Linked DNA regions of Mus musculus: region 1 is linked to region 2. A link is a contact called in ENCODE Hi-C or POLR2A ChIA-PET data. All regions are on one chromosome and are shown on one strand. The core of a region is the stretch at or near the end of the contact, and the rest is flanking DNA. Distances in the headings are between cores, read along the strand shown. Region 1 holds the start of 4930423B08Rik (a long non-coding RNA gene). Region 2 holds the start of Arid5b (AT rich interactive domain 5B (MRF1-like)).

What was found. Hi-C counts contacts between places; a loop is a spot of excess contacts on that map. ChIA-PET counts read pairs that join two places held with the same protein, here RNA polymerase II (POLR2A).
Region 1: a loop to region 2 is called in a map of v-Abl transformed pro-B cells, with 5 times the contacts of the local background. The contact joins the promoter of 4930423B08Rik here to the promoter of Arid5b in region 2. A Hi-C loop is called at or near these places in 1 of 37 maps with a recorded cell type or tissue (v-Abl transformed pro-B cells). POLR2A ChIA-PET finds 5 or more read pairs at or near these places in 1 of 5 experiments (Patski).

What each region holds. Positions count from the first base shown.
Region 1 is chr10:69,325,282-69,330,231 of GRCm38, forward strand. 4930423B08Rik (a long non-coding RNA gene) reads right to left here and starts at 2,980. Exons shown (of 2, transcript XR_380547.3): 1 at 2,804-2,980; 2 at 1,074-1,313. It also overlaps the pseudogene Rpl30-ps7.
Region 2 is chr10:68,276,273-68,281,181 of GRCm38, forward strand. Arid5b (AT rich interactive domain 5B (MRF1-like)) reads right to left here and starts at 2,454. Exons shown (of 10, transcript NM_023598.2): 1 at 2,418-2,454; 2 at 1,658-1,912. The coding sequence starts at 2,438.

The DNA of each region.
Region 1 (4,950 bases), core at 1,730-4,229, 1.0 Mb after region 2:
GGCCTCAAAAAAGACAAAAAAGTCTCTGGAGTCGATCAACTCTAGGCTCCAACTTGTTGTGAAAAGTGAGAAGTACATGCTGGGGTACAAACAGACACTTAAGATGATCAGACAAGGCAAATTGAAGTTGGTTATCCTCGCCAACAGCTGCCCAGCTTTGAGGAAATCTGAAATAGAGTACTATGCCATGTTGGCTAAAACTGGCGTCCATCACTACAGGGGCAATAATATTGAACTGGGCACCGCGTGTGGAAAACACTACAGAGTATGCACACTGGCTATCATTGACCCAGGTGATTCTGATATTATTAGAAGCATGCCAGAACAGACTGGTGAGAAGTAAACAAGAAAGTTTTCCTTTAATAGAACTTTGCCAGAGCTCCTTTTGGGGGGGAAAAAAAAAAGGGTTGCCATGGTCATGGTGTCTTTTTGAGGCAATAGAAACCCTAAGACACCTAGTCTCTGGGATGTTTGGTCTTATGGTTTCGGGGTCTAGAAATTCCCATGCCTTAATCTGGGCTTTCGAGTGACCCTTTCTTGGAGTTTGGGAAGGTAAACACATTGTGCCTAGAACTTCTGATCTAGGAGAGGGTCAAAGAATAAATACTCCCATGCTCACCTCTACTCTAAGTGTGGTTTTGCTTAACTTTATATCTCTAGTTTCTGATAGATGCTACTCACCAATTACAAGTTGGATGGATGGATGCATGCATGGATGGATAGGATAGGTGGGTGGGTGGATGCATGGTTGCATGGATGGATAGAAGGATGGGTGGGTAGGTGGGTGGATGGATGGGTGGGTGGGGGGTGGGTAGGTGTATGGATGAGTGGGTAGATGGATAGATGGATGGATGAATGAGTGGATGTATGAATGGATGAGTGAGTAGATGGATGGTTACGTGGGTAGATGGATAGATGGATGGATGAGTGGGTAGATGGATGGATGGTGGAGTATATTGGTATATAGATGTGTGAATAGACAGATGAATAGGTGAGGGAGTGGACAGGTAGGCGAACAAGGATATACAAACCATCACACAGGTAGATGAAGAACTAAATAATGAACTTCAGAGTATGGTAGATGCCAAAATTTATTATAGTTTAGGTAATAAAAATAGTTTTGAAAGATGATGTATAAATACACTTGGTATAAGTACAAAGTCATCTTGGTGTGCTCCTGAGAAGGACACTGCAGCCCTGTCACGGACCAGAGCTCCACACAATGGAAGGCTATAAACAGCAGGCGGCATCACATGAGGGTTTTGCAATAGAAGGTTCACAGGACACAACTGTCTCCATCACTCAGGGTTAAGCTGTTTGGAAATGGAAACAGTCATGCCCTGTGTATTACTTTATCCAAAAGATGCCAGGCTCCCTGCATGGGCCCAGACCATCTATTGGCCTCTGTTTGAGGCAGGTTGCCAGGATCCTTTCTGCCAAGGAATTGCTGCAGTCTTTCCAAATAGGGAGTGAGCCAGTTCAGCAGATGTATTCTTGTTTGTAAAACTCTCCGAATTTCCCCTGATCAAGTGGGAAGGCCTATGCACACTGGCTCTGAGGACAGTGGGGGGACACTCAGTCATAGGCCTAGACTGCATTCAAGGGTCTGGTTCCAAAAAGGCCACCTTCAGTGGTCCCTCCAGGGGAAACCTGGAGGTCACCTGGGACCCTCTAAGACATTGGAGCTCAGTCTTCCTAACGCTGAGACCCTTTGATACAGTCCTCATGTCTTGGTAACCCCCTAACATTAAATTATTTCATTGCTATTTCATAACTGTAATGTTGCTACTGTTGCGAATCATAATGTACATATCTGAGATGCAGGATATCTGATATATCAACCCTTGAGGTGAGAAACTGACTCTCCATAGAAACAATAAGCCCCCAGGCCAGGCACCATGTTACTGTTAGGTTTACTGTCTTGGGTAAAATGGCATAGTAACCAGATGTCGTGAAAAAGGGAGCAAACCAATTCTCAATAGCAGGCAAACTGAGGCTTGGAAAGTCATTTCCCCCGTGAACCAAAAAAGCATCCAAAGGCCTCTCCACGGCCAGCCTGCAGCCAGCCCTCTTCTCCGGCTTCCTGCTAACAAGCAGGGTTACCTGTTATATTCTGGCAACAGAACCTTTGTGTATGGGTGGTCCTGTTCCCCCAATTGGTTCTTGGTCTCTCAGTAAAGACGCCATGGGCCAATCACTGGGCAGGAGAGATAGGCAGGACTTCCAGGTCCCGAGAGGCAAGGAGAGACCAGAGTTCCTGGTGCTTCTGATGAAGAAAAGGTGACCAGCCCCGTGAGATCTTGGGTGGAGCAGCCGTATGTGACCACTCCCACAGGCAGGGAAGTCGGAAGTGATTAAGTAGGATGTAACTGAGCTACTAAATCTGAGGGCAGGTGGAGAAGTGCGGAGATAAGAATATTGATGAGGGCAAGCTTTTCCTGGCGGGAGATAGTATCGCCCAGCAATTGTATCAAAAGGCAGATTGAAATTGAACAACTGTGTGTCTGTGTCTTTTATCTGTGGATTCCTGGGAAGCTGGGTGGGGGCTGGTAGCGCTGCCCATTCCCGGATCCTGGGCAGGGTAGCAAAAGCTACTTGCAACACCTTTGACTGGAACTGAAGGTGAGACACTCAGACAGACCTGGCCACCACGTGTTTAAGCTGTCTTCTCCTCTCTGAGCTTCGCGTGTTATTGTCTTCAGATCGTTTGTTTGAAAACAGAGCTCATGTTGGCTTGGAATTCATTATGCTCCTGCCTTGCTAGTCATACAGGCCTGTGCCACCTCACCGAGATTTCAGTTACCTTCTGGATAGAGCCTGGACCAGTTGCGGAAGCCACAAGCATCGCCAGCCATCTTGGTCCCTGGATGACTATCTGTATTCAGTCACTAAGCTGTCTTTTTATGGCCCAGTGCTATGACTACAGAAAAAAAAAAAAAAAAAAAAGGAAGACACGCCCATTGTGAGGTATTTCCCATCATGCCTTGCAGCAATTAGCCAACCCTCAACAAGGTGTATCAGGCCGTCGTGGAGGGTCCGCTCACCTGCCTCAAATGTTATCATCATAAATCATGAGCAATTCTCTTCTCAGTCATCAGATCCAAACAGACCTCACTGGCTTTGGAAAGCTGGCCCGGTAAGCCTGTCGCAGGGCATTATGTGTGGCTCAGCAAAGATGCAGGACAGGATTGGTAAACTCTGAGCGCTCCACGACACTCAACATGTGTGTTCATTCATAAGACAGATACATTTACACTGTGCTGCCAATAATCCTAGCATGATTTAAACATAACCCTAATAAGAGAGGGATTAAATCTATACATAAAAGTTAATGAAAACGTGACATTTCTCCTTATAACATTTAGATTGTCTTTCATACCCCTTGCGGGATGCTATTCATTTAAGCCCTGGAGCCTCAGCTTTCTGGGGTGGAAACCTTGTTTGTGGAGACATGACTGGTTTCAAGGAATAATGGAAACCTCTTGGGTAGCTTACACTCAGGCAACACCTTTCGCTGAGCTATCTCCAGGTCCTGTCCAGGTTGCAAGTGTGGACTGTGTGTTATCTGACAGTGCAGACTCCAAGTCTGTTGCCAGGGTAACCAGACGACGAAAGCTGTGGGGTGGAATAAAATGTTTTATTTATCTTGTTTTCTGTTAAAGCTAGCAGAACAGCCCCAAGGGGTGTGCTGGGTCACCAATGGTGACTATTTAAGGATGAATGGATGGCTGGATATATAAAGTCATTGTTAGCCCACAGGAAAACCACAGCTAAGATGTCATTCTTAGGCAGGTGTGGCCACTCAAACCAGTAATCCCCGGACTCTTACGGAGCTGAAGCAGAAAGATCATAATTTCAAGCCTAGCCTGGGTTATGGAATGAAAGCCTTAAAAACAATAATAAAATCCACAAAATAATTCCCTTCCCCAAACTCTCCATCACAGATGAGACTACTACAGCTCCCCTCAAAGGAACACGCAAGAGAGCAAAACTAGCCGCAAGTGCGAGAAATTGCTGTTATTAAGTAGTGCATGATTATTCGAGTACAATGAAGAGACGTGACATCATTCCTCACAAAGCGTCTACTCTACTCTTAAAAAAATAAAACAGAAAGCCAGGCTGGAGACTTACACCTATCATCTCAGCATTGCAATTATATTTTGAGTGCTGGGCCTTCCTGGACTTCAGCATGAGATCCCGTTTCAAAAATTTCAAATACAAGGGTTGGAGAGACAGCTTAGCAGTTAAGAGCAGAGCACAGGCTGCTCTTGAAGAGGACCTGAGTTCAAGTCCCAGCATCCAGTGGCTCACAAAGACCTATAACTCGGGGCTGGCGAGATGGCTCAGTGGTTAAGAGCACTGACTGCTCTTCCGAAGGTCCCAAGTTCAAATCCCAGCAACCACATGGTGGCTCACAACCATCCATAACGAAATCTGATGCCCTCTTCTGGAGTATCTGAGGACAGCTACAGTGTACTTAAACCTATCATCTTAAAAGACCTATAACTCCAGCCCCCCAGAGGGGCCACACCCTCTCCTGGCCTTCAGCCACGCCCTCTCCTGGCCTTCAGAATATTGTGCTCACATTCACATACCCACACAGAGATACCCGCACATAATTAAAACACAAACATTTCTTAAAATATAAATACATAGTGCGCATATATAATTAAGAATAAAACATTTACATACTTAGCAGAGGAAATTAAAAATTGGTTAAATTAAATTACATCAGCATACCCCATTGCTGCCACCAATGAACTCAGAGCTACAGGCACCTATGGCCATCTACCAAACTCTCACTTTTCTAATATATATATCGTTTTGTGTTTTATTGGGACACTTACATTTATTATATAGTAGTCATCGAATCTGCTATAAAATATCCATCAACAGGTTTGGTGGTAGAATTATTCTTCTTTCTTTTTTTCCTTTATATTCCTCTGCAAA
Region 2 (4,909 bases), core at 1,204-3,703:
GCAAATAATAAGAAATCAGGAAGGGGGAGGGAGAGAAGGAAGACAGCTGCGCAGCAAAGTTGGGTCGGGGGAGGGGCTTGAGCCCAGGGGGGTGGGGAGGAAGGCGCTCAACCTGTTGGTGGGCTGCAGGGGTCCCACTCTGCATCCACACACCACCTTAGTCAGGCTGCAGGCGGAGCCCGGAAAGCCGAATGCTTACACCCTAGGCTTTTCGGGGAGGGCGGGGGAGGGGTGTGTGCCGGGAGGAGGGCGGAGCTTATTTCCGAAAAGGCAGATTCCTGGGCCGAGGTTCTGACGAACTCCCTTAATTAACCAGCCGCGGACCACTGAGGGGTAATTCGATCCGGGGGAGAGGGAGTGAGCTAGCAAGGCCAAAAGTGCAATCAACTCCATCAGCTCCAGGAATTTCTGCCTGGGCTGGCAGCTCCAGGGCCCCGGAGGAGTTCAGCACCGAACCATTCATTTAACAACAGACCTACCTCGAAAGCTCGCGAGCCTGGCGCCGAGCTAGCTGCCCTCAAAAGTCTCAGTCTGATCACCCTGCTCTGTCTCGGGAGACACAAAGCCTGGCCAGGGGGCCGTGCGCCCTCCCTCCCACCGCGCCCTGGGCGCAGACTCCCCAAAATAGTTCCCGTGTGTGTGTGTGTGTGTGTGTGTGTGTGTGTGTGTGTGTGTGTGTGTGTGTGAGTGTGTGTGTGTAGGGGGGTAACGATCACTCCACCAAGCTCGGCCCTCGGACCCGGGGAGCCCATAGAGGTGCGGTCACACCCGCAGTGACAGAGCCCGAGGGAGGTGGCCTGGTGGCGGCGCCGCAGGGTCCTCCCCGCGTCCATCCCGCGCACAGACTCGCACCTCACCGCAGAGGCCCCTGCACCCAGCCCCACACCCTACTGGAAGACGTCCACTTCGCGTGGAGTCACTGGAAACCAGAACATCAAATGGCTCCGGGAGGAGGGGGAGTGGGCGCGAGATAGTTCTTAATGCCGAACGTGTTTGTGCCGGTTACACGACCGCTTTGAAATCCGCCCGGGCAGATGCGCAAGTTATTTGAATGTATTATCCCAGTACCTGTCATTTATCACTTCAGTCAACACGCCTTTGCCAACTCAATTGCTTTTGATCTCATTCTGCCTCCGTTTCGTAATTTCCGCCCTCTTAAACATATCAAATACTTAAAAGAAAAAAAAAAAACGTGAACAATATCAAAACCCACTAAAAGAAAGCTACCCAGCCCAGGAGCCAGGCATGAAGTAAAAAAATTAAAAAAATTAAAAAGCAAAAAATATGTACATTAAAATATGTATATTAAAGCATGAGATATTAATCTTCAAGAAGAGGTAGCTAAACGAACACACACACACACACACACACACACACACACACACACACACACACCCTGGAACAAAACCCTTCTTGACAAGTTATTTGATCTTGACTAAAATCAGCAGTTGGACGGTCTTTGTAAAGCTGACAGCCAAACTCTGACAATGGTAAAATACTCCAGCCCCAGTTAGTGGCGCTACCCCTTTAAAAAACGAGCGGATCCTGCTCACCGCAGAACTGAATACAGTATTTTCAAGCTTGCCTTATAATACGCATTACTGGAGGGGGGGGGTAGATAATAAAGAAGGAAGAGAGGGAGAGATAGGTTTACCACCTCGCCATGGTCGCTATTTCTGCCCTGGGGAGTGTCTTCGGGGAGGAAATAAAGTTTCGAGCTGGATAAAAGTTGCCGGCTGGTCCTTTCTTCCCACAACAGCTGGAGCTCCGCTATGCAAATCGGATCCTTTGGCGTACATCTTACAAAGAAAAAGTCGCCAAGGGACAAGATTCTTGGTTTGCCTTCAAGGTGGAATTGAAAAGCCTTATAAAAAATATAAGGTCCGTGCAAGCCACACGGTGAGCCGACCCACTGCAGGAGGGGGAGAGAGAGGGAGAGAGAGAGAGAGAAAAAAAAAAGCACCACGTAAATAATGTAGCCATCAAGCACAAATATCTATTCCCAGGCACATTAACACACAAGACTCTCAATACAGACCGGCCCACAGATAGAACGCTGGGTGAAAAAATATTACAAAACCCACTAATTTTCTGCCTCCCTTAAAAAAAAAAAAAGAAAGAAAGAAAAAGAAAAGAAAAGAAAGAAAGAAAGAAAAGAAAAGAAAAAAAAAGCCCTCCGGGTCCCCACCACCCCTCCCCAGTTCCCCATATGAGGCGATAAAATTACATTATGTAGGTATGATCAGCGCAGGGATTTTTAAAAAAAACAATAAAAATGATTTTGGGGGGATGCAGAGGGTAAAAGTTTGGTAAAAAGTTTGTGGGGGGTGTGAGGGGGTGTGAGGGGGTGGGTGAGCTGGGGGGCTGGGGGGTGCCGGGGGGCGCCGGGACCGCAGGAGCGGAGGAGAGCGAAATACCTGGAGTGAGTTGGGCTCCATCTCGACGTTCTGAATTGATTGAACTCAACATTCTCTCCAAACTTGTTGGCTTGAATGGATTGCATCAGGTCCTGGCAGGGGAAAGCATTCTCTGCTTGCAGCCGGCGTGATGTCTCAATATAAAACTAAGCTCTAGCCTCCCCCTCAGCACCAAAATGATTGAAAATATATCCTAATATTTCCTCGAAGACTCAATTTTCATCTCCTGTAAAAAAGATGTGGGTTTGCTGCCAAAGATGGGTTGATCAAATTCGAAATAGGGAGAAGGGCTAAGTCCGACCTCGGCGGGAAGAGAATGGATCAAGGCAAAAAGCAGACAGGAAGATGTAAAAAAAAATTGAAACCCATCCTAAAACCAAGTAATGAGGGTATCTTTCTCTTCTCAGTTCCTCGTGTCTGTGGGTAACGTCGGTTGAGATTTTTGGAGCAGACCAAGTCTCTCGAGCTGCGTTGTGCATCTGACAGGACCTGCTTGTATATGTCTAATATAAAGAACATTTCCTGCAGAGATTCCGGGGCGCCGCTCCTCTTTCTAATGCTCCTTAGCAGATTTGCTGTTATTAGACATGTAGATTTGTTTGATAGTTAAATTACGTTTCCTCACTGCCATGTTTGAGAGAACTAATCTGTTAAATTATCTTCTGATGCCTATTTACACGGAAGGGAAAAGTGGGTTATCGATTATATAAACATATAAATATTAATGCATTTGTTCGCTTCGCAAAAAAAAAATACTCAGCAGGGGGGAAAAAAAGGAAGAAGAAGAGCAGAAAGACAAGTGAGCAGTACACACACGTCTCGTGATTTTGCAACAATATTGAACGGACAGCAACTACATTTAGGGAGAGGAACAATAAACCATGCATGATAAATCAATACATGCGAGCCGCGAGTCTGCTCGGAATATGAATTCGGGCTCTGGGTTCTGCGTGTGCATTCTTTAATTTTGAAGTATATACACTCGTACGTGTTTACAATGCTGATGGACGCCAAGGGCTCTCTCAAATGATAATGTGTTTATATAACCCGGCGCTACAGGAATAATATACCGACTTCTACCCCACCCCCAATCCTTCCCGTGCCCCCCTCCTCCCAAAAGGGAGGGGGAGCTTTCTCGGTAATAGTTTGAAACTGAAAAAAATAATCCATTTGCAAACTAGTTAAATACCATCAGAAATTAAGCTGTTGGAAACGGAGGTGGGGGGTGGTTAACACAACGTAAGACAATAAAGGTTTTAAATGTGTATATTTATTGTTCTGGAGCCCTGGAGCATTGCGCGGTTTGCATGCACGGCTATTATGCAAACAGAGAAACTTAAGAGCCACAGAACAAGGAACAGGCAGGGACTGCAAAACCCTCGCTCGCTGCGACCCAGCTGCCGGTCCTCCGCCTGGCTCGCTTGCATTTTCGCAGCATTGATGTAAAATGGTGTACTCGCTTCCTCCACCCCTTCCCGGCTCTCCTCCCACTCTTTCCAGCACCCCTCCCCAACCCCCCAGCGATTTTATTATATTGGCACCAATCTTTCCAGAGTGGGTCTGGCAGGCTAAAAAAGTAAACATGTACTATATGGGGGATAAGGTTTGTATAGTACGACAGTTGAAACTCGATCCGCGATAAAATTACAGGATGTTGAAATTACTAGCAAGCTATTTTTAACGCTTTCGCAACGTTTCACCTCTACCCGCAGCATCGAGTTGAGACAGGATTACTTTAATGAAAATTATATTCACATGGCTGAAGTTAATACACCCAGCAGAGCACAAACGCCTCATCTTCGGTGATCTGGCGGTGGAAGGACCCTCTGTGTGTGTTTTGACGCTTTTTTTCCATAACGTCTGCCTCCGCTGCAGTAAGAATTAGGGCGCTTAACATTATCTAAAACACATTTTTTTGATTCAGAACATGGAGAAGTCATAAAAAAGGCAAGATGTATCTTGTTTCTATATACACAGAGATAAACGAAAGAAAATGGCAGATCCTCCAATTACAATAAGTAATAAAAGCCCATGCCAAAAAGCCCGTATTCTGGAAGCTGTCGAAAAGCTATTTTAATAATTTAAAGTAATATTCCAACTCTGCACCGTGGGGGAGGACAGTGTACCAATTTACAGTCTTCCATCTTTTGCATTAGCCAAATTATGACCTGCACATCACTCCTTAATTATCTTCCTTGAAATTTCATCTGATCTTACCATTTCATAAACATGGGTTAGAGAGAGAAATTACAGCCCTTTCGCCCTCTCTTTTTAACTTTATGGTGCACGCTGCAGACGTTTGATTAGAATAACCCATTTTGTTCATTTTTAACATATGAATGGATTTGACTGAAGGGCATTTTACATATTTAAAAAAAATATTCATGAGCTGCCTCGGGCTTCTGGTAGCCTCTGTCCTGTTAGTGTAAATATATACATTCAATTCAAAAGATGATATATTAAAAAAACTTGAGTTGCTGTATTTTGACAAG